Linked DNA regions of Homo sapiens: all the other regions are linked to region 2. The links are chromatin loops, found by intact Hi-C in ENCODE. Cell type or tissue: B cell. All regions are shown on one strand. Each heading gives the region's core, and the rest is flanking DNA. Links, peaks and the distances in the headings are about the cores only.

Region 1 (8,000 bases), core at 1-8,000, 750 kb after region 2:
TTGAAAATCTCCTTTTCCTTTCAATTAAACAAAAGCTCAAGACACTCCTCATGAAACCAGTAATGGCCTTACCATAGAAAATTTAACTGAGTAGATTATAATTTCCCTTACATTTTTTTTCCTTCAAGTTCTGTTTCTTTTGGCAATGTCTTTTAAAAATTCTTTACTTATTAAGCTCAAGTTTGTTCAACATTTTATGAGTTTCTGGGGATATGTGTTCAGATGAAGAGACGATGATCCCCTCCCCCGCTTAGGCTCACAGGCCAATGAGGGAGACAGATTTCAACAGCAACAGGAAAGGAAGAATGCTACTTCAGAGACAATGCATAAAGCACTGTGAGGGCCCAGGAAGCACCACAGCTCTGAGGTTAAGAGACAGTCCTTGACATCATAAGCATGGGTTGCGATTATAACAGTTCCAGGCTTATGTGCTGGCTTAGTATCCATAAAAATTTAGGCAGGTGTGATGGCTAATGCTGAGTGTGAACTTGCTTGGATTGAAGGATGCAAAGTATTATTCCTGGGTATGTCTGTGAGGGTGTTGCCAGACGAGATTAACATTTGAGTCAGTGGGCTGGGGAAGGCAGACCCACCCTTAATCTGGTGGGCACCATCTAATAAGCTTCCAGTGAATATAAAGCAGGCAGAAAAACGTGAAAAAGCAAGACTGGCCTAGCCTCCCAGCCTACATCTTTCTCTCGTGCTGGATGCTTCCTGCCTTTGAACATCGGACTCTAAGTTCTTCAGTTTTGAGACTAGGACTGGCTCTCCTCACTCCTCAAGCTTGCAGACAGCCTATTGTGGGACCTTGTGATTATGTAAGTTAATACTTAATAAACTAATATATATACACATATATATGTGTGTGTGTGTGTGTGTGTGTATATATATATATATATATATATATATATAAAATCTCCTATTAGTTCTGTCCCTCTAGAAAACCCTAATACAGCAGGTAACTTAACTTCCTTAAACCTTAGCTTCATCCTCTGTAAAAACAGAGATAATGTCTACCTCATCGGGCTGTTTTGAGCATTCTGAAAGAGAACTTGTATAAAATGATTACTGCAGGGAAAACACTCTAAGTGCTTTTGAAAAAGTCCACTTCCTGGGGAAGGTCAGGGAAGGCTGTGTGGAGGTGAAACTTGAACGGATTGAAGGACACATGTAGAAATCACTGGGTGAACGAGACTGGAGAAAAGGCTATAGGAAAATTTACTCCAAAAGAGGGAATTGGATGCACCAAAATAAAGAGAAGAGGAGAGGAGAGGAGAGGGGCACAGGAGAGCAGAAGTAGGTGAGTAAAACTTATCACAGAGTGCACAAGGATGGCTGCAGGAATGAGGATGGAAGGGGATGAGAAGCTGGCAGTGACACACAGAGACGCTGGAGCTTCTCCTGCAGTTAATGAGAAGCCACTGAAGGGTAGCTGTGTTAATGGCCCAGGAATTACAACATGATGCTTCAAGGAAGGACATCACCACCAACAATCTTTTTCGTGCAGTCTCCAAGGTCTGTGGCTCTCAGGTTATTTCTTGCCTTACAGAATTCCTAACAAGCCAACCATGGTCTGAACACATTACAGTCATTCAATCTTTAATGCCACGGACCAGCTGCTGCTAAAATTATTTCTCTCTCTGAAAGAGGGATTTATGCCCAGAGGCCTTTTTTTTTTTTTTTTAAGCAAAGATAGGGCCAAATACAGCAGGTGATATCTACACACAGGAGTGGATACAAAATCCAAGAGGCGTGTTGATCAATTATTTAGTAGGGAGTTTTGGCCCCTGCCTTGTAAAATCCATCAACTCAAAAGGATGTGGGAGCACCCACTGGGCCTCAGGTATCTGGCCAGACTCAGCAGAAGACTCAGGAGCTTGAAACTGTGGTCCTGCCCCCAGGCCTATAGCCAGGGAGGCAAGACAAAAAGTGGGAAACTAAACCGCACAGGACTCAAAACCATCTTGACAACAAATTAAAGTTACTACTCAGGCACAGAATTTAAGAACTCGCTGATAAGAGGAAGACAATTTCTCAGGGGCAGAAAACACCTCAAAACCCTTGAAGAAGTTTCCTTGAAGAGAGCTTGGGAGAGCAGTAAAATTTAGATGACAGATGGGGAAATGGGATATTTTCAATCTGTGATTTCTAGACTTGGCAATTTTACTGTTTACTAAAATTCCCAAACAAACCCTATAAGGCAGGGAGAGTTGACATGGGTTTGTAAACTTTTTTGCTAAATAAGGAAGATTTTGTTTAAGATAGAAAAACCTATCCTCTTCTAGGATGATCATTTCATAAAAGCAAGAATATTCTACCATCCAAAATGGAAGGGAAACAAGCTCTGAGTAAACTGCATATAATAATTTTCTATTGCTATGTAGAAGATGATATGTTTAGTGGCATTTATTTGTCATCGCCTGGTTTCTGTCCTTCAGAAGCCCAGACAGAGAATTGGGTGCTCTGAAGAGGGTCTTACAAGGTTGAAATCAAAGTTTTGCCCCAGGTCGGAGGCTCTTTCTCTCTTGTTAGTTGGTGCCTGGGGACCACTCTTAGGTCCTAGAAGCTACCTCAGTTCTTTGCCATGTGTGTCTTTTCACATGTCCACTCTCTGATTTTCTTAGTCTGTGACCTCTATACCCAGATTTGAAGGGCTTATGTGATTAGGCTGGTGACTCCCAGAAAAATCTCCCTTTTGATTAACTCAAAATCAATTGATTAGTAGCCTTAATTGCATCTGCAGAATCCCTTAGGCAATAACATAATCACAGAAGTGGCATCACATCATATTTACAAGTTTCTCCCTCACTGAAAGGAAAGAATATAAGGTATTTACTCCAGGGAGCAAGGATCTTGACCGCCATCTTAGATATCTGTCTACCATGATGTACATCTTCCAAAGAAATAAAGTGCCAAATTCATACCAAAATATTTTAAAGGATATATTTTAAAATTCTTGAAATATAAAATTTATCTCAGTTGTTACAGCAAACCCATTTTTTCCATCAGTAAAAGAAAAAATATATATGATCTACCATTGCATTTTGAGAAAGGGTATACATATAAAGTGTTTTGAGACAGAAGCTGGTCAGTCAGGTGCTCTGTATGACATGAGGAGTGAGGAGGAATTTGAGATTTAAAAGGTAGGAGGGAAGAAATAAGACAAAATATTCTGGATGTACTAGGGGTAAAAGGCAGAGGCAAGGAGCCCTCACGGTGATTCAGAAGAGAAACACTGACTTAGGAAGAAAGATACATCGATTAAAATGTTAATCAAGACATTTGCAGCAGGAGGTGAGAGGTGAACCCCTTGCTCTGGCTCCCCTATGACATCTTCAGTAGAATCTGCATTTCTCTCTAATATTTTGTGAGACTGACATTTCCCTGACAAATATGAAGAAGTATTGAGCTCTGCATCGAAGATAGTATGGGACAAATAGAGAGAATGCCTATGAAGATGACATTATATACACATAATACAGGTAAGCCGATGAAGGGAATGGGAACAACATTCTTAAGAATATTCGTGCTCAATTCTGAGTATTCTGGGTGAAAGAGAGGTGAGGAAGGCCAGGCACAGTGGTGCACACCTGTAATTCTAGCACTCTGGGAGGCTGAGGTGAGGTGATCATTTGAGGTCAGGAGTTCCAGACCAGCCTGGCCAACATGGTGAAACCTTGTCTCTACTAAAAATACAAACATTAGCTGGGCATGTTGGTGCACCACCTGTAATCCCAGCTATTCGAGGAGCTGAGGCAAGAGAATTGCTTAAACCTGGGAGGTGGGAGTTGCAGTGAGCCAAGATCGCACACTGCACTCCAGCATGGGTGACATAGTGAGCCTCCATCTCAAAAAAAAAGAAAAAAAAATATGTCAGGGAATATCATGCCCTTCTCTCCCAAGTTCTTTTCTATCTTCTCAAAGAACTAAAGAAAAAAAACCCTCCATAAACCAGATGTTTAACTGCAAAGGCTGGTGATGAACATCAAGGCCTAGATCAATCCTCATAAGGCAATGGGGAATTTATCTGAGAGTAATGATATGACTGGCATGAGGGACCCCAATTCTAGATGTGCACACAAAGACACGGGAGCAAGTTAAGTCCAAGTCTTTTGCAGCCTAGTGAACGTCCGGCAAAATCTCACAAACATTCCTCCACCTATCATTACAGTTTCCTTAGCAGCAGCTCCAAAGGGAAGTCATTACAATCATCTCGGCGAGTCAGAAAACATGAGGAATTGTGGAGGTTAAATTACCTGCCTGGGGCTGCCACACAATATGGAGCAGAGTTGAGATTAGAACTCCCCAGTGCCTATGCCCAAGGCCTTTGCTCAACCTTAATAGACCGCGAGTTCTCTAAAAGCAAAGCTTTTCCTTTGGGGTATGGCAACAGAATTACAGAAAACTGTACCAGGAATGGAGAAATTGTGATTCTAAGGAACACATTACAGGCCACCTGATCCTGGGCTTGTCTTGATCTTTTACTCTGAAAGCTGAAGTGCACTGCTGTGACTTTTCCTCACTGGGGAGGATGGATGGAAGGACAGACAGGAAAAGGCGGCAGGGTGGGTTGGAGGAGATGTGGATTTGGGACCTGGGGCCGCAATGTGGCCCCGAAGTAGTCAACCTTAATGTTTCTGAAACAATTAGGATAAACATAAACTCCTCATAGGAATAATACCTAACTTCTGCTATCTTGCCAAAAGACCGCGGCTATCAAATGGTATAACTGCTGGGGAAATCAGTACGGCAGTTCTTCAAAAAATTAAATGTAGAATTACCATATGATCCAGCAATACTGAGGCAGGATAGGTAGTCAAGGAAGTAACCATGTCTTTGGGGAACGCGGTAACCATGGTGACCGCATCAACACAAAGAGCCCTAGTGCTCACATTTCAGTCAAGCTCGTCCAAGTAGAACTAGCTTCAGTGGGGACTTTCCCCTGCAGAGAGCATGCACATTTTGATTACTTGTCTTCAGACTGACCCTTTGATTATTATAATAGTAAAAACACACCCCTGGGTGGAGATTTAAGATGTTAACAAGACATGCAAGCATTCTTGCAAGTTCATGCATGTATGAACAAGCAAGTAGAGCTACTGCACATGTGCACCTAGAGGGCCACCCAGAACATGCTTACTGGTAATACCTCTTCCCACCCCCTTCTGAATAATTATGTAAAACTCCTATAAAGGGAGTTTCCCCAGTAACAGGCAACGCTGTCTCATTTCGAGCAGTCTGCGCTGAATCATCTCTCAGAGTATACTTTCTCTTTTGCACGTAACCTTCAGAGTGTGCATTCTCTTTTGCAAAAAATTGCTCTATGCCATATGTCCTTTGCTGTGTGTCTCTTGCTTACATTATTTTAACTAAGAAGATAAGAACCAAGGTCTCATACTCACTGTCAATAATACCACTTTTAGGGATATACCCAAAATAATGGAAAACAGGGACTCCAACAGATATTTGTGCATGAATGTTCATAGCAACATGATGCACAACAGACAAAAGGTGGAAACAGCTAAATGTCCATTGATAGATGAAAGGATAAACAAAATGTTGTGTCTACGTACAATGGAACACTATTCAGTATGAAAGGAGTGAAATTTTGATACATACTACAACACGGATAAACCTTCATGACATTATGTTAAGTGAAATAAGCCAGACACAAAAATGCAAATACTGCATGATTTCACTCAAATGAGGTCGGCAGAGTAGTCAAACCCATACAACCAGAAAGCAGATTGCTGGTTGCCAGGTTTTGTGGGAGTTATTATGTAATGGGAACAGAGTTTCAGCTTGAGATGATGAAAAAGTTTTGGAGATGGATGATGATGATGGTTGGACAATAATATGCATGTACTTAATGTCGCTTGAACTATATACTTGAAAATGGTTAAAATCATGAATTTATGTATAGTTTATGAAAATTTTTTTTAAAAAGAGGGAAAAGACCATGACTACTTATTTCCTATGTGTATCTTCACTAGACTGTAGGGGCTATGAATGTTGAGGCCACTTGGTTTGCTTATCATATCCCCAGTACCTTGCACAGTGCCTGGCACATAGTGAGTTCTCAATAAATATCTAATTAACCAACTATGGTCCAATGTTGTAAAATGCTACCACCTGTGGCTTTCTTTGTCACAGTATCTTCTTTTTGACAATGTATTCATTATCTCTTAACTGCATGGCAGCTCTCTACACTAGGCAGCCCTCTGTAATTAGGCTAATTAGGGCCCTTCATGGCTTTGCCAATGAAAGAACAAGATGAAATAGTACAGACTCTACCTACCTTGTTGAATGAATACAGAAGATGTTGTCTGGATTAAGAAAAGTTTATTGTAACACTGAATGATAGAGCACCTTTTACTATCCAATAATTGTTAATATAGCCCATGGGTTCCAGCTCTGTCTCGTCATCAGCCTCAATTGGGGAACTTATTAAAAATACATATTCTTTGCTTTTCATAGCTGCCCTTTCCATAGCTGCTTTAATAGGACTAACATGGGTCCTGGGAATCTCAATTTCTGTTTGCATATTCTCTTAAGTTACTGTGCAATTTGGAAACCTCTGCTCTAATCACTTCATGTGTATGTCTTGCTTCCCAGATTAGCTTATAAGCTCCGTGAGGGCAAGAAATATGTCTTATATTTTGTATATTATCTGCAGTGTCTAGGAGGTTAATCAGCATTGAGCTGAATGATTAACACTCTTATAAGCATAAAATGGCATGCAACACTGGGTTATCCTACAGACACTCTGCCATTCCAACATCTCAAAACATAAGAGCCAAATGCAGTTCTTCATTCTAATGCAACTCTATATATTGCCTTTTGGAGCAATATCAGCAAGAGCTGATTATTCCTTTAGGTCCACATCTGTTCTTTCAAATATTTGGAATTTAGCAAACTTATGAATAACACATTTCAAATCATAGGAGAGTCCAAGAAGTAAAAAGCTGCATGTTGTCAGGGCCAAGCAATGTGTGTTTAAACTAGAACAGCTGCAGATACAAAGCATAAGAATTGCTTTAAACAATAGTAATTTCAATGATTTCATACATAAACTGTTCTTTTCCAGGCAATATAAGTTGTGTTCAAATTCATTTTACAACTAGTAGGAGTAGGTGATCTTTCTTTTTAATACTCCACCCAAAACTTTTGTCCTTATTATTCTGTAATGAAGTCTAAATTCTATTAGTAGCAACACATTATTTGTGCTTCAGTAGTTATCTGTCCAGATGTCCCCTTTAAAATGTGGATGCATTAATTTATAATTCCTTGGCACTTGAGTTTAAAGTAGGTCATCATATCCTCAAGTCAGACAGGACTATAGGTTTAATAAGACCTTTAGTCAAGCACTTTTGGGAAATGATGGAAACTGTATATTTTCTCCAAGTGTCAATAACATATCTCCATGCTGGCTCTCACCAATAGCAGCAGCATTACTTGGGAACTTGTTAAAATGCAAATTCCCAGGCCCACACCAAGAGTATTGAACCAGAAATTCTGGGGACAGAGTCCAGTAATGTGTGTTTTCACAGCCTTCCAGGTGAGTCTGATGCTCACTGAAGCTGGAGAACCACTGTATTACCACAGGAGTGGTTCAGAAAGGCCTGCAGCAATGAAACATGCTTATTTAAAGCAGCCTTACTTACCCTCCTCACCCCATTTCATGTAACATCTATTAACTTCCATAGACTCTATGGAATACCTATTAACTTTCATGAGGTACACATTAGAAATTGCTGTACCAGATTATGGAAAAGCAAAAATATTTTCATCACATGATTGTCAATATATAGTGACAGGAACAAATATTTCTTATATTCTGCTATGTTCCAGGCCCCAGAAATACGACGTTAGATATGACAGACATAATCCCTTCTTCTCTAGGATGTACAGTCCAGTAAGGAAGAAAGATAAACAATGAACGTGTAGAGAATGTTATGTGTGAAGTCCACACAGTGTAGGGAGAAGGCAGGGCACATTAA
Region 2 (11,440 bases), core at 2,070-10,069:
GTAACACTATCAACTAACAAGATTTAATCAAAATTAATAGAACACTCCATTCAACAACAGCAGAATACACATTCTCATCAAGATACCACAGAACGTATACCAAGATCAGGACAACATCCTGGGCCATAAAAGAAACTTCAACAACTTTAAAAGAATTGAAATAATATAATGTGTTTTCTGACCACAGTGGAATCAAACTAGAAATCAATAACAGAAAGGTAACAGGAAAATCTCCACTTAGAACTGTGTTGTTAGAATCTAAGAGGTCAAAGAGGGTCAAAATGGTAGTCTTAAGGGAAATAAAAATTACATTGAATTGGCAGGGCACAGTGGCTCATGTCTATAATTCCAGCACTTTGGGAGGTTGAGACAAGAGGTTTGCTTGAGCCTAGGATTTCAAAGTAGCAATGAGCTATGATTATGCCGCTGTACTCCAGGCTGGGCAACAGAGTGAGACTCCAGAAATAAAATAGAAATAGAAATCATATCAAAACGTGTGGGATACAGGTAAGTAAAGGAACTAGCACTGTATGCATACACTTTCTAGAAAAGACAAAGGGGTTTTTTTCTTTTTATTTCTTTCTTTTTTTTTTTTTTTTGTTTGAGACAGGGTCTTGCTCTGTCACCCAGGCTGGAGTGCAGTGGCACAATCTTGGCTCACATAAACGTCAATCTCTCAGGCTCAAGCAATCCTCCCACCTAAGCCTTCTGAGTAGCTGAGACTACAAGCATGCGCCACCACACCTGGCCAATTTTTGTATTTTTAGTAGAGATGGGGTTTTGCCATGTGGGCCAGGCTGGTCTCGAACTCCTGACCTCAGGTGATCTGCCCATCTCAGCCTCCCAAAGTGCTGGGATTGCAGGCGTCAGCCACTGCACCTGGCCTAGGCTCACACCTTATTTAAAAAAATGAACTCAAAATAGATCACTGACTTACTTTAAAAAACAGAAAACTATAAAACTTTTAGGAAAGAAACATGGGGGATAATCTTTGGGAACTAGGACTAGGAAAAGAGTTATTAAACTCAACACCAAAAGTATAACTAGTAAAGGGAAATATTGATAAACTAGACTCCTTCAAAATTAAAAACTTTCACTCTATGAATGACCCGGGGAAAAGAATAAAAACAAGCTAAAAACTGGAGCAAATATTTGCAAACTTTATATTCCACAAAGGACTAGTATGTAGAATATATAAGGAACTCTCAAAATTCAACATTAAAAAAAACAAACAGTCCAATTAGAAAATGGGGAAAAGATATCAAATTTTTATCAGAGGATATACAGATAGTACATAAGCCCATGAGAAAATATTCAGCATCATTAGTCATTAGGGAAATGCACATTAAAACCACAATGGTTTAATACTATACACATATAGATAATACTATAACCATATTAGAATGATTAAAACAAAAATAATAAATAAGGAACAACACCAAATTATGATGTAAAACCAGAGAAACTATACCACCCACACATTTCTAGTGGGCATGTAAAGAAAGCCAATGAGGAAAACAGTCTGGTAGTTTTTTTTTTTTTTTTTTTTTTTTTGAGACAGAGTCTCAATGTGTTCCCCAGGCTGGAGTGTAGTGGCGTGATCTCAGCTCACTGCAACCTCCGCCTCTTGGGTTCAAGTGATTCTCCTGCCTCAGCCTCCCGAGTAGCTGGGATTACAGGCATGTGCCACCATGCACAGCTAATTTTTTAAATTTTAGTAGAGACAGGGGGTTTCACCATATTGGCCAGGTGGGTCTCAAACTCCTGACTTCCAGCTACTCAGGAAGCTGAGGTGGGAGGATCATCAGAGCCTGAGATGTTGGGGCTGCAGTGAGGCATGATCACACCACCGCACTTCAGCCTGGGTGAAATAGTAAGACCCTGTCTCAAAAAATAATAATAAATATTTTAAAGTTACCCACGAATGACGGTGCACACCTGTAGTCTCAGTTACCCAGGAGAAGGAGGTAGGAGAATGCTTGAGCCCAGGAGTTTGAGGCTACAGTGAACTATGATTGTGCCACTGCCTGGGCAACAGAGTGAGACTATGAATCTAAAACATGAAATAAAACAAAACAAACAAAAAACTCCCAAACAAACAAAAGATAATGATATCCAGGGGTTTGGTGAGAGGGAGGACATGCCAGAGCACAAGGGATTTTTATGGCAGTGAAACTTTGTCTATGGTACCATAATGGTGAATACGTGTCATCATATATTGTCAAACCCATAGTGTATAACACCAAGAGTGAAGACCAGTGTGAACTATGGACTTCAGGTACTAATGATGCGTCAATGTCAGCTCATCAAAATCAAATGAACCACTCTGGTGCAGGATGTCGATGACAGTGGAGGCTGTGAGTGTGTGGGGGGAGCGGGTATATAGGAACTCTTTATACTTTCCACTCAGCTTTGCTGTTAACCTAAAACTGCTCTAAAGAATAGTCTATTTAAAAAGTAAAGTAGAGTGGTTGGCTGGGCACGGTGGCTCACGCCTGTAATCCCAGCACTTTGGAAGGCTGAGGTGGGCAGATCCCTTGAGTCCAGGAGTTCAAGGCTAGCCTGGGCAACGTGATAAAACCCCGTCTCTATTATAAGTATGTTTTTATTGGCTGGGCATGGTGGCTCATGCATATAAACCCAGTACTTTGGGAGGCCAAGGTGGGAGGATCATGTGAGGTCAGGAGTTCGAGACCAGCCTGGCCAACATGGTGAAATCCCATCTCTACTAAAAATACAAAAATTAGCTGGGTGTGGTGGCAGGCACCTGTAATCCCAGCTACTTGGGAAGCTGAGGCAGAAGAATTGCTTGAATCCAGAAGCTGAGATCGTGCCATTGCTCTCCAGCCTGGGTGACAGAGCGAGACTCCATTTCAAAAAAAAAAAAAAAGTTTTTAATTATAGGAAAAGGGAAGAAGGTAGACTGGTTGTGGAATTACAGGGCATCTTTTTAACCCCTTGGAAGAAAAGTTTTGTTCCCTCATCAGACATGACTCTTCAAATGCGCTTTGAAATCTGTGAGATTGCTTTCTCTAATTTGTATGTAATCAACAATAAATACATAGGGAGATAATAACAGTACTAATCAATATCAAATCTCAAAGAAATTTGGAGATTATATGATTCAGTGTTTGTCAAACTTTTGCACATATTGTTCTTTTTAAAAAATTAAAAATATAAAATCATAAATGGAACTTAGTAAACAAAAGAGATGAAGGTGAGGGTCCTCTGGCTGAAAGTAGGGGTAGAGTGGGCAGCCTGAAGCCCCACCAGCTTGGCTCCCCTTTGCCTCAGGGGACACCTGGAATGCATTTCCGTGACTTGGAGGCCACTGGTTTGACCTGAGATTCTCACTTTACTGAGAATAATGTGTCTTGCTTGAGGTTACCTATCTGACTGGTTGAAATCAGGTCTATGGAATCTCAGGCCAGACTCTTTTCCATTCTGCTTTACCCTGATTGATTTGGGGGGATTCTCAGGTTAACACATGTTGGAAGACAAACTGGGACTCAGGTGTCAGAGGTGGTGGAAGATGATAAGGAGACAAAGGAAAGGAGACTAGAAGGAAGATAGTCAAATTCTGTGCAATACATAGACTGGAGACTGAATGGGGTAAAGAAACCCACAGGGGTCAGAATTCATAAAATCTGTCTCTGTCAGAAGCCCAGGTTCTAAGAGAAGTTCATCTTGGACCTGAAGCAGGGTGGAATCAAGTGGGTAAAGACTTTCCCAGATAACTGTAGGGAAGTAGCACCTGGACTTGCCATGGTTTGGGCCACTGTGACTGCAGCACCTAGGAAAGTAGCTGGCATGTAGTAAGTGAGCAATAAATATTGGGTGAATGCCACCCTGGGGAACATGGCAAAACCCTGTCTCTACAAGAAATATCCAAATAGCTGGGCGTGTTGGCACATGCCAGTAGTCACAGCTACTCGGGAGGCTGAGGTAGGAGAATCACTTGAGCCTGGGAGGCAGAGGTTGCAGTGAGCTGAGATCCTGCCACTGCACTACAGCCTGGGCGACAGAGTGAGACCCTTTCTCAAAATATTTATTTCCTAATAAATACATCCATTCGCCAAAGATATATAATATATAAAAATACAGAATATATAATTATATAAATACATTATATATAATATAAAATATATAATACATAATATATAATTTATATAATATATAAATATATTGTATTTTTGTAATGTATATTTTAATATACATTACAAATCTATATTAAAATATATATGATATATAATATATATATTGGGGGTGAATAAATGCATCATTAAACTTTAAAATCCTGTCTAAGAGGGCACTACCACCCATACCCTCGGGAAAATAATTCTGGCCTTTTACAGTTTCATGAAAAACCTCTCTTCTCTAAATGGTGGTATGTGAACTACTAATCCTGTCTTTATTTAAACTGTAATATTTTGGCTGGGAGTGGTGGCTCATACTTGTAATCCCAGCACTTTGGGAGGCCGAGGCAGGCGGATCACCTGAGGTTGGGAGTTCGAGACCAGCCTGACCAACATGGAGAAACCCCGTCTCTACTAAAAATACAAAATTAGTCGGGAATGGTGGCGCATGCCTGTAATTCTAGCTACTCGAGAGGCTGAAGCAGGAGAATCACTTGAACCAAGGAGGTGGAAGTTGCGAGAGCTGAAAAGAAATTGTAATATTTTGTAGATCATGAGTTTTTCCCTTAATTTTTTAATTTAAAATATTGTGTTAAGATATTATTTATCTTTTTTTTTTTTTTGAGACGGAGTTTTGCTCTTGTTGCCCAGGCTGGAGTGCAATGGTGCGATCTCAGTTCACCGCAACCCCCGCCTCCCAGGTTCAAGCAATTCTCCTGCGTGAGCCTCCCAAAGGGCTGGGATTACAGGCGTAAGCCACCGCGCCCAGCCGATATTATTTATCTTGATTACTGAGTTTGCTCCTCCTTAATTTTGTGCATGAGGCGTGTTCCTTACACACCTCCACTTAGTCTTGATCCTGATATGAAGCTACACTGAAAGCAGGTAGTTCACATTTGTACACACACCATTCAGGAGATTTTTTTTCTTCTTTCTTTTGCTTTTGCTCAAATCTGTCTTTGAACAAAAATATATTCAACATTGGCCATGTGTGAGGTAATTCCAGGGATTGTTAAGGGGATGCCCAGATAAGTCAGGAACTTAGCTACAGCCATAGAAATAAAACAGGCGCATAATTACAACTTCAGCTAGAGGAGTGCTGTAAGAAGTAAAGGAAAGAGGCTTTGAGTTGGTGAGAGGTAATTTTTATTTGGGTGAACTGAGAGAAACCTTTTGGAGAAGACCATCTTTGAGATGGATCTTAAAGCGGGAACTTAAATGGATCGGACAGAGCCCAGATCCTTTAGGGAGTGTATAGAAAATCAATCAATCAATAAATCAATAAAACAGTTATTTTTTGTTGTTGTTGAGACGGAGTCTTGCTCTGTTGCCCAGGCTGGAGTGCAATGCTGCAATCTCAGCTCACTGCAACTTCTGCCTCCTGGGTTCAAGCGATTCTCCTGCCTCGGGCTCCCGAGTAGCTGGGATTACAGGCACACACAGCCACGCCTGGCTAATTTTTGTACTTTTAGTAGAGACAGGGTTTCGCCATGTTGGCCAGGCTGGTCTCCAACTCCTGATCTTAGGTGATCCACTTACCTCAGCCTCCCAAACTGCTGGGATTACAAGCGTGAGCCACCGTGCCCGGCCGTAATGGGTATATTTTGTGATAATTCAAAGAACAGGTATGATGATGGCATGGCTATTTTTTTCCTCTGGTGAAATTCCACATAAGGTAAATGTAGATTTTAATAGTAACAGCTACAACAAATTCAAAAGGGCTTACCTGCCTTTTTGTAGGATTACAAATTCATTTTAGGTTCTTCAGCCTGCAAGTAACAACTCAGGAGGACCCAATATGCAAGACACAAATCTTTCCCATAGAAAAGTTTAAGCTGGGGATTATTTCCAAATGCCAAGGTTGCTGCTCCCCCTGCTGGTAAGAAAAAATGCTGTAGGCAAAGCAAACCACAAGCACTCTCCCCACCCATGTGCTGCACACAGATCTGGATTGTTGACGTTTTAGTGATAAGGTCATTAGCAGCCATGAAGTAACAACAACAAAAAAATAGTGATTAGGAATTGAAACTATACTGCAGACTGCAGAAAAAAAATACATTAGCAATGACTCTCATCCAAAGTGCATCATTAAGGCCGGGGACGGTGGCTCATGCCTGTAATCCCAACACTTCGGGAGGTCAAGGTGGGTATAAGGCAGGAGACCACTACTACTCCTGCTGCCTTCCTCCCCTCACCTTGCCTAGTTCACAAGACAGGAGGAAAGAGAGAAAAAGCAAAAAGTTGGAAAAAAACAAAAGTAAGATAAATAGCCAGACAACCTTGGCAACACCACCCAGCCCTAGGAGTTAAAAAAAGTAACAATAACATCAACCCCTGACCTAAACTACTTGTGTTATCTGTAAATTCCAGACACTGCATGAAAAAAGCATTGTAAAACTTTTTGTTCTGTTAGCTGATGCATGTAGCCCCCAGTCACGTTTCCCACGCTTGCTTGATGTATTACGACTCTTTCACATGGACCCCTTAAAGTTGTAAGTCTTTAAAAAGGCCGAGAATTTCTTTTTCGGGGAGCTTGGCTCCTAAGACACAAGTCTGCCGACGCTCCTGGCTGAATAAATAACCTCTTCCTTCTTTAATCCGGTGTCTGAGGAGTTTTGTCTGCGGCTCTTCCTGCTACAGGTGGATCACCTGAAGTGAGGAGTTCAAGACCAGCCTGGACAACATGGTGAAACCCCGTTTCTATAAAAGTAAAAAAATTAGCTGGGCGTGATGGTGTGCATCTATAGTCCCAGCTACTCAGGAGGCTGAGGCAGGAGAATCACTTGAACCTGAGAGGCAGAGGCTGCAGTGAGCCGAGATCACACCATTGCACTGCAGCCTGGGTGACACAGTAAGAGCTTGTCTCCAGAAAGAAAAAAAAAAAAAGTGCATCGTTAAAACCATATACAGTATATGAGCTTATAAAAATCAGGAAGAAACAGGGACTGGAGATGAAATTTTTCTTTTCTTTTCTTTTCTTTTTTTTTTTTTTTTGAGACGGAGTTTCACTCTTGTTGCCCAGGCTGGAGGACAATTGTGCGATCTTGGCTCACTGCAAACTTTGCCTCCCGGGTTCAAGTGATTCTCCTGCCTCAGTCTCCTGAGTAGCTGGGATTACAGGCGTGTGCCACCATGCCTGGCTAATTTTGTATTTTTAGTAGAGGTTTCTCCATGTTGGTCAGGCTGGTGTCGAATTCCTGACCTCAGGTGATGTGCCTGCCTCGGCCTCCCAAAGTGTTGGGATTACAGGCGTGAGCCACCATGCCCAGCCTTTTTTTTTCCGTTTTTTTTTTTGGCAGAGTTTCACTCTGTTGCTCAGGTTGGAGTACAGTGGCGCTATATCAGCTCAAGCAATCCTCCTACCTCAGCCTCCCAAGTAACTGGGACCCCAGGTGCATGCCACCATGCCCAGCTTGGAGATAAAAATTTTTACTTGCTATCTTCCAATGATTCTGCCGGGCTGATCAGCAAGCCAAAGATACAATGTAACTGACTAACAGACGCTCAGGGATTACTATCTATAAACCTGCCTACCAATGACAGAGGTAGTAAGGCCAACAAAATCAACAAGTTGCTGTAACAATTCGACTTCTATAAGCATAAATAAACAAATAAAAGGAGTTTTGACCCTTACTGGGCATCAAATACAAAAATTAACCCCAAAAGGATCATAGACCTAAACGTAAAACTTAAAATTAGAAAACTTGTAGAAGAAAACAGAGGAAAAATCTTTGACTTTGAGTTAGGCAAAGATTCTTGGAAAGGACACAAAAAGTATGAGCCATAAAATAAAATAATTGATAAACTTGTCATCATCAAAATAAAAAAACTCTGCTTGCTGAAAGACACTTAAAAAATGAAATGATTAACCACAGACTAGGAGAAAATATTTGTAAAAGACATATCTTATCAAGGACTTATATCTTGTGTGTATTTGTGTGTGTGCACCCTTACAATTCAATAGTAAGAAAACATGCCAATTTAAAAAATGGGCAAAAATTTTGAACAGACAGTTCGCCAAAGAAAAGATATACATGGCCAGTAAACACATGAAAGATACCCAATACTAAGGAAATGCAAATTAAAATCATTATACAGATATTAGAATAGCAAAAAGTAAAAATTAAAAGGATAACACCAATTTGCAGATTGAGGGCAACTATACCTCCGATAGATTGCTGAGAAATGAAAAATAAGCAGCCTCTTTAGAAAACTGCTTGGTAGTTTCTCATATAGTTAAACATATAATTATTATAATGTCCAGCAATTTTGTCACTATGTTGTTATCCAAAAGAAATGAAAACATATGTCCATACAATTGACTTGCATGGGAATGTTTATAGTATCTTTGTTAAGAATCACCTCAAACTGAAATAACCCAAATGTCTATTAACCAGTGAATGGATACATGAATTACAGTATATTCATACAATGGAATATTCCTTATCTGTAAAAAGGAACAAAGTATTATACATTGAACAACATTGATGGACTTCAAAAGTATTATGCTAAGTGAAAGGAACCAGACACCAAAAACTACATACTTTCTAATTTCATTTATATGACATTCTGCAAAAGGTAAAACTATATGAACAGGGATCAGATCAGTGGTTACTAGAGGATGGGGATAAAGGGAAGGAATTGAAATAAAAAAAAGTTGTTTGGGGTGATGAAATATTCTACATCTTAATCCGGGTGGTAGTGGTTTTATGTCAGTATGTATTTATCAAAACTCTTATAACTATTCACCTAGAGTTAATTTTATTCTATGTAAAGTATCCCTCAATAAATCTACATTTTAAAAAATCAATAGGGTGGAAACTAAAAATTTCTGCTTGTAATTTAGGTTCAAATGACAGCGATGTTTTTTATAATGTGCCAAGATCCTAAGGGAGGCAAGAAGTCGGTTACCGTGTGTCTTTGCCCATTTCATCTCCCCTGCTCTTTCTTTCTTTGCTCACTAGCTATGGAGCACACAGGCTGCCTTCCTCTCTCTAATTCAGAAAGATCATGGCAGCCCCACGCTCTTTGCATTTGCTGTCTCCCAGATCTCTGCAGAATTCACTCCTTCATATTTTGTTTCCAAAGTTAACCTTCTGTGAGAGGCTACCCTGACCACCCTGTGTAAAGTAGCTATTCCCCAACCCACGTCACTATCACATTAATCTGTATTATACTTTCCCCCATAGCCCTTACCACTATTCGAAGTTTTTACTTGTTTGTATACTTCTTGTCTGTGTCTCTCTAGAACACCTTCTAGAAAGAACACTTTTTTCAAAGGCCCCACTGGCTTTTGTCTGTCTTTTTAGCCTTCTAGACCAGTGCCGGCACAACAGACACACAATATACAGATTTATTCAACGAGCATATTCCTTGTTAAGCTGTAGTAGGCATCTTTAAGTAATAAGCTTTCCATTGAGATTTTGCCAATATAGTCATATAATTAAATGTTTAACACACATCATATTGTCACTAGCCCTTCTCATGATATGGACTTCATATCCATTATTCATTTGAAGTTTATTGGAAAGAACACTAGATTGATAGTCAAGAGTCCAAGATTCTAGCCTTGATTCTGCTACTAACTGTTAAGACACTGCCCCTTTGGGCCCAGTAATTCTATTTCTAGAAATTTATTTCAAAGAACAAAATTGGACACATGCACAAACATATATGTACTGGGATCTCATCATCCTGTGTAGTTACACTGGATCAAATTTGGAGAAAAATAATTTAACACAATGAGGATCTGGCTAAAGAGACTGTGGTATAACCACCAAAGCCACGCTATGAATTTATTTGAAAGTGATGATTGTATTCATTTTGTTTCTTATTCAATAAACACTTATTGAGTATTTGCCAATTTCAGGCACCGTTGTATGTAGGTTCAAACACAACAGCAGTAAATGAAACAAAGGTCCCATGCTCATAAACCTGATATTTTTGATGGATAAGAAAGGCAATAAAATACATAAATATACTATGTAAGATGATTTCAGATGATGAGAGGTTCTATGAAAAAAAGATAATACATAGTAAGGGTTTCAGGGGCATCTCCCAAGAGAAAGATTAGGGATGCGCTATTTTGCATAGAGTAGTGTAACCCCAGAAGAACTCTTTGAAGTCACATTTGACCAGAAACCTGAATGAATTGAGGAAATGAAGCCGGGCGCGGTGGCTCACGCCTATAATCCCAGCACTTTGGGAGGCCGAGGCGGGCGGATCACGAGGTCAGGAGATTCAGACCATCCTGGCTAACACGGTGAAACCCCGTCTCTACTAAAAATACAAAAAAATTAGCTGGGCGTGATGGCGTGTGCCTCTAGTCCCAGCTGCTGGGGAGGCTGAGGCAGGAGAATGGCGTGAACCTGGGAGGTGGAGCTTGCAGTGAGCCGAGATTGGGCCACTGCACTCCAGCCTGGGTGACAGAGCAAGACTTCGTCTCAAAAAAAAAAAAAAAAAAAAAAAAAAAAAAAAGGAAAGAAGGAAATGAGACGTGTCAATATCTGTGCAAAGAGTTCCAGGCAAATGCATTGGCCCCAAGGCCGGGATGTACTTGGCAATTTTGTAGGGCCTGTGATATAGGCCAGGGGAAGGATGTCAGATTTTATTCTAAAAGTCATAGAAAGCCTTGGAGGATTTTGAATAGAGGAGTGATAAGACCGGTCTTATATTTTAAGAAGGTGTGGTAAATAGACTAAGGGAGGACAAAAAATCAAAGAAGTCCAGGTGAGAGATAATGGTGGCATGGCATAGGACCATAGCAGTGGGAACGGTGGTCAGTCATATTTGGAACTTTATTTACTTATTTTTAAATAGATCTAATGCAAAAGGCTGGTATGGTAGTTTCGGTGGGGTATGTGAGAAAGGAGAAAAAGGTGATTCCTTCGATTGAACATTTGCAATTGAGTAAAGTGCAACTGGGGAAAGATGTCTGTCACCACTGGATATGAGGGTCTGAAGTGCAGAGGAAACGGTGTTCCAGGGCCTGCATGTAATCATCCAGCTGATATCTGACTGAGAAGTGGTTGGAGAACTGAGTCCTGGGGCAATCCATTAATCAAATGTGCCAAATGCTGCTGACAGATGGAGTAAAATGAGGACTGGGAACGACCATTGGAAGTCACTGGTGCAGGATACATTGGGGTCAGCGGTGAGGAGAAAAGCTGGATTGGGTTATGCTCAACGTAGATGGATTTCTTCAGGAAATAAATTGATACGTGCGAGGGATTTAAAATGGGGGAGTCCGGAAGTGGTGGTTCACGCCTACAATCCCAGCACTTTGGGTGGCCGAGGCGGGCGGA
Region 3 (11,373 bases), core at 3,374-11,373, 330 kb before region 2:
AACTGGATAAGTAAATAAATTATATATGTTGTAAGGCAGTAAGTGATATGAAAAGAAAAGAAGAGGTATATTAGGATAAAAAGGTCAGGGAATGTCAGGGTGGGGGCTGTTGTAATTTTAAATAAGGTAGTCAGGGCAAAGCCTTGTGGAGATGGTGAGAACATGAAGGTAATAGTAACACAGGAAGGACAGAATCCATGAAATGTGCCACACACATGGACAACCAACATGAACAAAATATAGCTGCTGCTTTGTTTAAATTTTGTTTTAATCTTAACAGGCAATACACGTACATGCTCTTGTTAAAAAAAAAAAAAAAGGAATGTTCAAGGGCTGGGCGTGGTGGCTCACACGTGTAATCCCAGCACTTTGGGAGGCCAAGGCAGGCAGATCACCTGAGGTCAGAGTTCGAGATTGGCCTGACCAACATGGCGAAACCCCGTCTCTACTAAAAATACAAAAATTAGCTGGGCATGGTGGTGGGTGCCTGTAATCCCAACTACTCAGGAGGCTGAGGCAAGAGAATCGTTTGAACTCCGGAGGCAGAGGTTGCAGTAAGCCGAGATCATGCCATTACACTCCAGCCTGGGGGACAGAGCAAGACTCCATCTCAAAAAAAAAAAAAATGGAATGTTCACCTGGAACACACCCCTCCCCTTTTGCACCCCATCCCAGTGTAATCTCTTTGGTCTGTATCCTTCCTTTTTTCTGTTACAGACATTTCTATTAGGCGGTGAGCGTGCTGACTTATTTTATGTCAACTATCCTCTACAGCTTGTTTGTTCCACCTAACAACTCTTGAACATCTCCCCACGCCAGCCCCTATCAACCTACTTCATTCTTTTTAAGTGCTATATCATCTGTCACTTTATAATTTTAGTTATTTTTCTGCTGATGAAATTTTGCTTATTTATAGTTTCTTTGCTGTTACAAACAGTGCTGCAAGGAACAACCTTGCAGTTTCATTTTTGTGCACGTGTGCAAATAGTTCTCTAACATAGGTCAGAAGAAGTAGAATTACTAGATCAGAGAACAGTTATTTGTAATTTTTTTTATTATACTTTAAGTTCTGGGGTACATGTGCAGAATGTGCAGATTTGTTACATAGGTATACACATGCCATGGTGGTTTACTGCACCCATCAACCCGTCATCTACATTAGGCATTTCTCCTAATGCTATCCCTCCCCTAGCCCCCCACCACCCAACAGGCCCCAGTATGTAATGTTCCCCTCCCTGTGTCCATGTGTTCTCATTTCATGTTCATCTCCCACTTATGAGTGAGAACATGTGGTGTTTGGTTTTCTGTTCTTGTGTTATTTTGCTGAGAATGATAGTTTCCAGCGTCATCCATGTCCCTGCAAAGGACATGAACTCATCCTTTTTTATGGCTGCATAGTATTCCATGGTGTATATGTGCCACATTTTCTTGATTCAGTCTATCATTGATGGGCATTTGGGTTGGTTCCAAGTCTTTGCTGTTGTGAATAGTGCCACAATAAACATACGTGTACATGTGTCTTTATAGTAGAATGATTTATAATCCTTTGGGTATATATCCAGTAGTGGGATTGCTGGGTCAAATGGTATTTCTAGTTCTAGATCCTCCCTATTTAATAATGGTGCTGGGAAAACTGTCTAGCCATATGCAGAAAGCTGAAACTGGATCCCTTCCTTACACCTTATACAAAAATTAACTCAAGATGGATTAAAGACTTAAACTAAGACCTAAAACCATAAAAACCCTAGAAGAAAACCTAGGCAATACCATTCAGGACATAGGCATGGGCAAAGACTTCATGACTAAAACACCAAAAGCAATGGCAACAAAAGCCAAAATTGACAAATGGGATCTGATTGAACTAAAGAGCTTCTGCACAGCAAAAGAAACTATCATCAGAGTGAACAGGCAACCTACAGAATGGGAGAAGATTTTTGCAATCTATCCATCTGACAGAGGGCTAATATCCCCAATCTACAAAGAACTTAAACAGATTTACAAGAAAAAATCAAACAACCCTATCAAAAAGTGGGTGAAAGATATGAACAGACACTTCTCAAAAGAAGACATTTATGCAGCCAACAAACATATGAAAAAAAGATCATCTTCACTGGTTATTTGTAATTTTAATAGATACTGCCAGCTTGCTCTCCTGACTTCCTCTTGAGAATATAAACACATTATACATACAGTTTCTTTCTAAATGGGACCATACAGTATATAACTTTTATCTATCTGATTTTAACCTGTAAGATATCAGGGATATTTTCTTTCAAACAGGCCTCTGGCCTTCAAGTGAGGCTTATTGCTTTCTCTCCAGGACTTCTCCAGGCCTCGGCCGCCCCAGAAGGCACTCCCGGCAAACCCAGTGCCAGGCCGCAGGAGCCTCCCCAGGCCAGGAGGTGCATCCCCACTGCGGCCCCCTGGTGCTGGCCCTCAGCAGTCCCGGCCTCTGGCAGCACTTGCCCCAAAGGTGAGTCCACGGGAAGCCCTCAAGGTGAAAGCTGGTACCAGAGGGCTCCAGGGGGGCAGGTGTAGAGTTGAGAAAACAAAGCAATTCATGCTTCTTGTGGTCTGGACTGAACTTCCAGAACAAAAGCCAAGGGCAAAACATTCATGTTTCTTGGTGCCCGCTTGACTGTGGAGTTTTGGCTTCATGTGAAAGGTGATTCTTAGAATCCTGAGCTGTGGTGGCTTCAGTCCTGCCCCTGCACCTGACCTGGGGAGGGACCCTGAGCAAGTCCCTCTTGAGTCTGTTTCCTCATTTGTACAGAGGCTATGATGAGCAGTAGTACCAGCCCCATCAGGTTGTTGTGAAGAGCAAGGAAGTGCATTAGTAGAAGCCACCTGGCCTGCGGGAGGCTGTGTACACTTGGCCCCTCCTCGTACTTCTTCTGTGTGGCTGACAGTCTCAGTTTGCCAGTCTTGGCAGTCAGGTCAGAAAGGGATGAGGTGAAGAAGCTGGCTGACCATGCTGTATTCCCACGAGGCATTGAGAAAACTATGGACTGTGCTGCTGCCTTAGCAGGGAAGGGAAGAGGGAGGGGTGGCTGGTCAGCTTGAGATAGGGGCACCTACCACACCCCTTCCTGCAGGGCTGATGGTCTGGGTGAGTGGACACATGGATGGACTTCACAAGAAGCCTTTGTTCTCAGTGGGTGGTCCATCCTTCCTTCTAAAATCGGGAGGATGGCTGCCCCCTTGATCCCATTGATCAGCATCAAGCTGATGTCTCTCTCCCTCCCTTCTTTTTCTTCCCAGTTTCCAGAATACAGATCACAGAGGGCTGGAGGGATGATTAGCTCGAAAATCTAGACCTGTCCAAGGGGCTTCTCCCTTTCCTTGAGCTCTCTGGACACTGCAGAGGACCCATGGCCATGGAACCCTGAAGAAGCATGTCTGGCCGCCTCTGAGCTCCTCCCACCCTCCTCCAGGAACCTCCACATCTCCAAAAATCTCCCTGTTGACTCAGTGCCTCCTCGGCTTCCTTGGAAGCCCAGAGGGACTATGATCTGATGGCCTCTAGGTGTTGTTTTGTGCAATATACAGCCCCAGGTAGGGAGGGGAGAGTATGAGGAGGGTGACTGGCAGCTTCTCCTCCAGACTCCTAGCCCCGAGGTGCTGATGGAGATGCTCAAGGCCAGCAAGCCCCTCAGGCCAGCACTTCGCTTGCAGAAGCCATCCATTCACTCCTGGGGTGCAGGGCACGCAAGAGAGCTTCCCATTGCTTCTGCTCTCCTCAGAGGTCCCGGGCTGGATGGAGGCTGGTACTTACCCACCCCTTTTAGCTTTTAGGGATTAAGGAAGGGTCAAGCCAGCCACTGCTGTGGCCCTGCCCAGGGCTTGGTTGAGGGAACGGCTTCTGGCTGTATGGCTGCATGTGACAAGCCACGTCCCCTCCCACCTCTCCCCAAACCCCTGCATCCCTGTATTCACACGGGTCACTCTGACTCAGACAGGTACTATTCGTAGGCAGTGTAGACAGCAGGAGGAGCACCGGGCTTGGGCTTCCTCTGAGCCGTGATGCCAAAGGTTGCGACTCCTGACTCTGGATAATTTTTAGTTGCTCTTTGTTTTCTCTGCCGCACTTTCCTGGTGCCCCACGCTTTTCTCTCTTCCTTCCCCTCTCATTCTCCCTCTAATGTGTGGTGCTTTGGTGAGCAAACCCTCAGCAGTCCTGACCTTCGGGTGACCAGGTGCTTGTGACCTACAAGTCAGAGTCCTCTCTCACAGTCGGCCACTGGATTTCCCTCACTGGCTCTCAGGAGTGTGACCAGAGTAGACTTGGGGCATGGCCATTGGGGTCATATGTTTATTTTTCATTGTGTTTTGTGACCTCAGCAGGGTGGGGGTCTTCCTCCTTACTCTAAGCTAAATCTAGGTGAGGTTTCCCCTTAGGGAGCCCAGCTATTTACAAAGTACACACGAGGGAGCAGGCTGGTCATTGACTTCGGGCTGGACCGTTGCCCTCTGAGCAGAGAACAGACCCATTTCTGGGAGCTGCCCGAGATCACTGGAGAAGGCAGCCAGCAGCAGCTGCACTGGAACAGTCAGAGCAGGGAGCCTCTTCCTCAACCCAGCTTTTTGTCATTCACTTCCTTTTGTTCTCTCTCTGGTCACTGCCCTTACCTGACCCTCACAGAAAGAGAGCTCTGAGCAGGTGAGGGGGTCTGCGGTGGCTCCTGTCTTCCCTGCAGCAGGGAAGGAGGGCCGTGTGGTGCTTTGCTAGATAGGACGGTTTTTGCAAAGCACCTGGAGATGTTTGCTGGGAGATAGACTCCCACTCCACAAAGGTGCTGGGTGGCTCTCCGGACAGGAGCTGGCCTGACTCTCACTCCTCTGAGGCTTTCCTGGGGCCTCCTCCCATCCTGCCATGAGCAATTGTTTGCTCTTGAAAACCTCACTGCAAGGCTGAGGCTGAGCTTCTGATTCACCACCCCAGGGCCTCCTTATAGTTCTCTGCACACAATAGGTGCTTCTTGGATGTTCTTGGGTTTGGAAATAAGTGGAAAATACGGGATGTACCCCTGGGGGAAAAGCCTGGGTTGGGTTTAGAAAGATCTCAGGAAAATGAGTTTCTCTTCCCTCAGGGTGGCTGTGATACAGGTTCCCCATGTCCTTGCCGTGGGTCATCCTTGCTGTGGGTCATCCTTGCTGTGGAGATCCATTCCCCACCTTTCCTGTGGCCCAACCTTTTATTTAAATGTGCTACCCTCTGCCTCAAGGCTTGGTTCCTGGAAAGTAAAGGTGAAAACATCCCCTTTCACCCCTCTGCAAAACAAACAAGCAACATCCTCAAAACCCAACCCCATGCCTCACAGAGCTTCCTGTGGCTTCTCCAGCCTTTCTCCCTCACATCAGGAGGTAGATAGCTCTGAAATGACAGCGCCACAGCCATAGTGACTGCATGAGCCATCTGAACCTGCAGTCCACCCTCCCTGGAACCACACCAGAAAGAGACCTGGGTTGTCGTTTTCTTGCTTTTTGTTTTGTTTTGTTTTATTATTTTCATATCACCTCCATCCCATAAAGTTGTACTGTGAACTGGAAGATGGTGGAATGTTTTGGAATTTGATAGACTTTCGGCAACCAGTTCTACTAATGCTTCACTCCTGGCTCTGTTCAGGGAGGCTGCCCAGGAGGAAGACTGGCCATTATGCATCCCCTTTTCTTTCCAGTGCCCAGTATGCTGTTTTGAGGTGTCAAATACAAATAAATCTGGGCTTAGGGAAGGAGAGACCTTATTCCAAAGCACGATTGCAGAAGGGGAAAGGGAATATTGCAAAAGGGAGAGGAAGGGGCCTTATGGGAATAGTGAAAAGGCTCAGACCGACCGATGGCAAGATCTGCAAGCGTCTCAAAGCCCAGGCAGAAAAGGACTTTTCTTTTATTGGAAGAAGTAAACATGGCTAGAAAGAACCACGTTCAGGGAATGACGTTGTGCCCAGCCTTTTTTTTTTTTTTTTTTTTTTTGTCTCCAGGGGAGGGGCTGTTTGCTGGCTCAGGCTGAGGATGGCCCAAAGTCCAGGGTCTGGTGGGGAGGAGGGAAGCTTAACTCAAGTTTGGGTTAGTGAGTTAGCAAGCTCTTTGTGCAGATGGGGATGTAGGTAAATCTTTTTAAAAGTGAAATTAACCTCCTGCCAATTTTACAACCCAAGAATTTTTTTTTAAGGGCCTTGGAGCCATCTCTAAAACAAACCTCAAGGGATTTAGTGCCCTGTCTCCCTGTCTCTAGAAGCCTTAGCCTGGGCACCTGGCTCAATCTTGTAACTGCCTGCTAGCCATAGATTCCTTTCAGCCTTGCTGACTTCTCCCTATAAAAGTAAAGCCTTTTTCTGCCCCAGCTCTGAGACACTTGCAGATCTTAAGGTCTGAGACTTGCTGATTTTCTGGTTGGAGTGTTTTTTTGTATTGCCATAGTCCCTTCCCCCTGAAGCAATAGCCCCTCCCCACCTCCTGCAATACGCCTTTCCAATCTTTATTGGAAGTCTCTCCCTGCCTACTTCCTAATTTATTCTTATTTGACAGAGGGTATGGAAGACTTGCAATTTGAAAACTGGGGACCAGTTCCAAAGTCAGTAATTGTGTTAACCACGTGTATAACAGCTCTGCTGGACACCCAAGAAAGCCATGGGAACGCCAACTGGAAAGGTCCCCTTCCCCAGGGGAGCCTGCGAAGGAGAGGTTCTGTAGAATCCAAGCCCACATTTCCAAAGTCACCCCCAACGCGTCCTCTCACACCGTCCACTGTGCGTTTGTATGTGTCTGGGATCCAGGGCAATGTGAATTTTCTTTTTATTTGGGAGATTGTTCACGGAAAACAGATCTTCTTCTCTCTTGTCCACCTATTAATTGTTTACAATATTTGTACATCTATGCAAAATACTTGAATGGGCCATGGTGCCTTTTTTCCTTGTTAGTATTTAATTAAAAATGAATTGTTTGTCATTTGCAATGTTATCTGGTTTGGCAGCTCTTTATTGTGTGTTTGTTGTAATGTCCTACTGCTCAGATTAGATAGGATTCATGACGTGGACTTCAGAAAGAGTTCCCACAAGGATGGTCAGTTCAGCCTATAAAGCCTTCATGGTGGACCCTGAGCCACAGCAAAGCCTATGTTTTCCTATGACCAGTAGAGGGGGCTGTTTGTCTTTACACCTGGACGCAGGCTGCTTATTAAAGGCCTGAATGATCCTGAGATTCTTCGATATGTTTTTTCTCATCCTACACTACTGCATATAGAAGACAGCTGAGAGCCTCTGCTCACCTCCTCATCTTATTAAGGCAAGGGATCATACTTTAAAGAGGGGAGACACTTGCCCCAGGTCTCTTGGGCTGGGTAGGCAGGCACAGCCAGGGATAAGGTTGGGTGTGCTTTCTGATTCCAGAACCCTGCGTGATATCACAGCTCGTATTCATTAGTGCTTCCCAGTCCATAAAAGGATCCCACCCTTATTCTCTCATTGATCCCTACCTCAATTTTGAGGTTCTCTCAGAGAGATGGAGGATTAATAACCATGATCGAAGGTAACAGTTACTCAGTACAGTCGGCCCCCCATATCCGTGGGTTTCAAATTCATGGATTCAACCAACAGCAGGTTGAAATATTTGAAAAAAAAAAAAGTACAACCATAAAAAGTAATACAATTTAAAAATACGGTATAACAACGATTTACACAGCGTTTACATTGTATTAGGTATTATAGAAATCTGGAGATGATTTAAAGTATATGGGAGGATATATGTAGGTTATATGCAAATACTATACCATTTTATATAAGGGACTTGGCCATCCTTAGATTTTGTTATCCATGGGGGTCCTGGAACCAATCCCCTGCAGATACCAAGGAACAGCTGTATTTAACATACGTGAGCCACTCACTGCATGCTGTTTACAAATAAGGATTATCTCGTTTAATCTTCACAAAAACCCTGAGAGAGGCTTCTTGCTCTCTGATTTTACTTTTTTTTTTTTTTTTTAAGACGGAGTCTCTCTCTGTCACCCAGGCTGGGGTGCAGTGGTGCAATCTCAGCTCACTGCAACCTCCGCCTCCCGGGCTCAAGCAATTCTCATGCCTCAGCCTCCTGAGTAGCTGGGATTACAGGTGCCCACCACCACGCCTAATTTTTGTATTTTTAGTAGAGATGACCTCAAGTGATCCATTCGCCTCAGCCTCCTGAAGTGTTGGGATTACAGGCGTGAGCCACCGCACCCAGCCTGATTATATTTTTCTAACCTCTCATGGTTATGAGGTTGCCTATGGACCCTAAAGACATCTAAACACAAATGCTTTCACTACTAACATGCCTGCTCATGAAATTGCTTCCCACTCACACATCCCTACCTGGTTAAGAGGCCACTCTTCCCCTGCTGTCAGCCAGTCTCTGGGGTGATGCTCACGTGTTGGTCACTAGCATAATGGAGAAAGCCTGGTTGGGCAGACCCTGGTTGAAGTCCTCACTCTGCTTGCTACTCAATAGATAAGTGGGCCTGGATAAGTTCCAGATTTCTGAGTCTCTTCACTATACAAATAATATACCTGCCTCAAAAGTGTCGTGATCATCAATGAAATTCTGTATGTGCAAGTCCCCAACAGGGCCTGTCGCAGGCTATGTGCTGAGAAACTGCTGACTACATCAGTTTACAGTTGCTTTGCTTAACATGCAGAGTTCTATTAGGATCTGCCTTGCATTGAGTGCTGGTCCCCAGGAGAGTTTGGGCAAGGAAGGACTGTGATATTGTTCCTTCAATCTTTTCTTTTTCTTTTATTCTTTTAGTGCGTATGATGTGCTAGGCACTGAGGATAAGCAGTAAATCAAAGCCAACTCTCATGAAGCTTATATCCAGATGGGGAAAGAGCACAGATCACAAGAAAATAAATGAATAAAGTAGTAGCAGATTATGCACAAGGCACAGTGGCTCAGGCCTAAAATCTCAGCATTTTGGGAGGCCAAGGTGGGAAGATCACTTTAGGAAAGGAGTTTTGAGACCAGCCTGGGTAACATAGCAAGGCCTCATTTTTACCAAATCTGAGCCTGGGAGTTTGAAGCTGTAGTGAGCTAGGATCACACCACTGCCCTCCAGCCTGGGGGACAGAGCCAGACCCTGTCTCAAAACACAAAAAACCAAAACAGATTATGCAACTGGGGGCAAGGTTAGTCTTGGAGAGACACATTACGCCTGGTGGTTAAACCAGATATCAGCTTTGCTCTTCCTGGCTGGGTGACCTTGGGCAATTATATAAATGGGAATAAAAACGTATCTAACTTGAGGATTTGTGAGGAGTTAAAGAGAATTCACAGGAAGCACCTACTATGCCTGGTGCCTGGTAAGGGCTCAGGTGTTAACTAGGGATGAGTTGTCTTCAACTGACTCTATTTCTGAAACTATCTTTCCCACTCTACCAAGGGTGTTAACTACCACAGACACGGTAGGGGCTTTATTGGCAGTCGCATTCATTCAGAGATTGGAGACTGTCCTTCCAGCCCTAGAAAAACCAGTTTAATCACTCCATGCTCAAGGAAGGTCAAGACACAAGTATCAAGTAAATATAATCTGTAATCTTTATTCTTGACCCTGCAGACCACACTCTTAGGGCCCTCAGTTTACTGCCATTCTCAAGAGCCAACTTGTTGCATTGCTTTTAATTACAGACAGAAATCCACATTCATCAAAAACTGGGGATTTGAGGCTGAAGAGTCAGGGAGCCAGTCTGCTGGTCAGCCAAACCTTGGAGTTCCAAGGCCAGCAGGAATTTACCTGGGCTTGGCCCACTTAGGGCACAGGATATAAACACAGAGTGCAGGTAGAGTCACACAGGGGAGGCCCTGCACCAACCTCGGGGCTGAGGATCAAGTCTTCCCTCTTTCCAGATACACCAGCCCACTAATTTCCCTTTCTAATGGTTCTTCTCCAACCCCCACACTCTTGTGGCTAGAAAGGAGATAGGAAGGGAAGGAATAGTAATTATCTCCCTCTCCAGCTGCTCTGGTTTTTTGTATGCCTCTGGCCAAATGTGAGGGGACCAAAGGTACTCCCCATAGCAGGTGGTGTTGGAACAGTCAGGGCATGCTGCTTCCCAGTGTGGGCAGCTCATCAGTGGAGGAGGGGACTCGGTAGCAATCTGGTCAACAGCTAGAATGCACCCCATGCCAAGTCTGCACCTCCAGTTGGCCATTGAGATTCACAGCTGTCCAAGCCTTTAAGGCTGCAACCCAGAAATTACCCCTGAGCTCGTTTCTCCTAAGTTCCCAGATGAGCACCAGAGTCAACACAAAAGTTAGCCCCTAGTATCCAGAGAGCCTGGGACTGCCTTCTGCCAAATCCCAACTTTGCTCCTCATCCTCTTCCCACCTCCCCAGATCATAGGTTGGTTGACTCCTTGAGGAATAGTAAAGTGCGTTCTGCCAAATTCTAGCTTGGCAGCCAGGCCACTTTGAAGCAGTGAATTTGCTGTTCTTCTTTCAGAGTAAGACAAAATGCAACACTGGGTTTGGCCACCAGAGTTTGGCTGTGGCTCTATTATTGTTTTGTTTCCAGTTCTGCGATTACTGCCTTTATGTCTCAGTGACCGACTCCTTAGGATGTAAGTAGAGGGGGAAGGGGTGATGGTGGGATGGACTGGGTGGATGCCGAGGTGCTGACTGCCAGGCTGGAGTGCTCGGGGAATGAGCTGGTTGAAATTTTTCCCTGAGACATCAAGTGGCTTTCACAGTAAGAAGGTCAGCTGAGGTCTTGCTTCTGCCTCCAAAGAGGAAGTGACAAAGGCAACAGGATATTTTACACTGGTTGTGTCCCTGTCAGCTCTGGATAGGGAGGCATGGCCAATTGCTCTGTGGGCCTCTGGGAGCCAGCTCTATGTCATCCTTGGGCTAGAAAACAACAACAACAACAACAACGGAGATTCCGTCTCAGGAGGAGAATTGGTGTGAAGGAACTTCCAATGACCAATATCTTAGAGAAGTCCTTGGACTGTGCTACATTCAGTGGGTCAGACTCCATCTTCTTCCCAACGGCATAGAGATGGCACCGAAAGAATGAATGAGAAGGAAGGTCCAGGGAACCTGCAGGCACTGATGTAAACTTGGGTATTTGGTCACTGAATCTGTTTCCAGGAAGTTCTGCCACCATTGCTATTTGGGTAAAGATTTTTCTCCTGGAAACAGTGATGAGGTATAAATGAACTTCTCAAGAAAAGAGAGCCCATTGGTAACAGTTGCACTGGAAAATAACCAGGTGGTTTTGAAATTGGGAGGGCAGGCTGTACCATCGGACTCATCCTCTCACTCACATATTCCAAGCTTCAGGAATGGATTATAAATACTTTGGGTTTCTCTTCTGGTGATGAGGTGCTGGCAAGTTCTATATTGTCC

Evidence for each region. Peaks named below come from ENCODE experiments on the same cell type or tissue, not always from the same donor. Only the 100,000 strongest peaks of a DNase experiment are listed, where the experiment ranks them.
Region 1: a loop joins it to region 2, with 7 times the contacts of the local background. A loop is called at or near these places in 3 of 110 quality-filtered maps.
Region 3: a loop joins it to region 2, with 10 times the contacts of the local background. A loop is called at or near these places in 21 of 110 quality-filtered maps.

The regions. Positions count from the first base shown.
Region 1 is chr5:156,399,703-156,407,702 of GRCh38, reverse strand. All of the region lies in intron 3 of SGCD (sarcoglycan delta), which reads right to left. Among named protein-coding and RNA genes, the nearest start is that of SGCD, 77 kb to the right of the region's middle. RefSeq lists an enhancer at 4,865-5,204. In B cell, for the core only: no CTCF peak of the experiment used is centred there; a DNase peak (open chromatin) is centred at 4,892; H3K4me3 peaks cover 891 bases; H3K27ac peaks cover 1,612 bases.
Region 2 is chr5:157,143,620-157,155,059 of GRCh38, reverse strand. No RefSeq gene overlaps it. Among named protein-coding and RNA genes, the nearest start is that of MED7, 6.5 kb to the right of the region's middle. In B cell, for the core only: CTCF peaks have their summits at 5,798 and 6,003 (motif pointing left); a DNase peak (open chromatin) is centred at 6,019.
Region 3 is chr5:157,472,891-157,484,263 of GRCh38, reverse strand. NIPAL4 (NIPA like domain containing 4) reads right to left here. Exons shown (of 6, transcript NM_001099287.2): 6 at 9,542-11,373. The coding sequence ends at 11,304. ADAM19 (ADAM metallopeptidase domain 19) reads left to right here. Exons shown (of 23, transcript NM_033274.5): 22 at 2,321-2,473; 23 at 3,262-6,960. The coding sequence ends at 3,315. Among named protein-coding and RNA genes, the nearest start is that of NIPAL4, 18 kb to the right of the region's middle. RefSeq lists an enhancer at 4,827-5,337. In B cell, for the core only: CTCF peaks have their summits at 6,920 and 7,121 (motif pointing right); a DNase peak (open chromatin) is centred at 7,143; H3K27ac peaks cover 7,216 bases.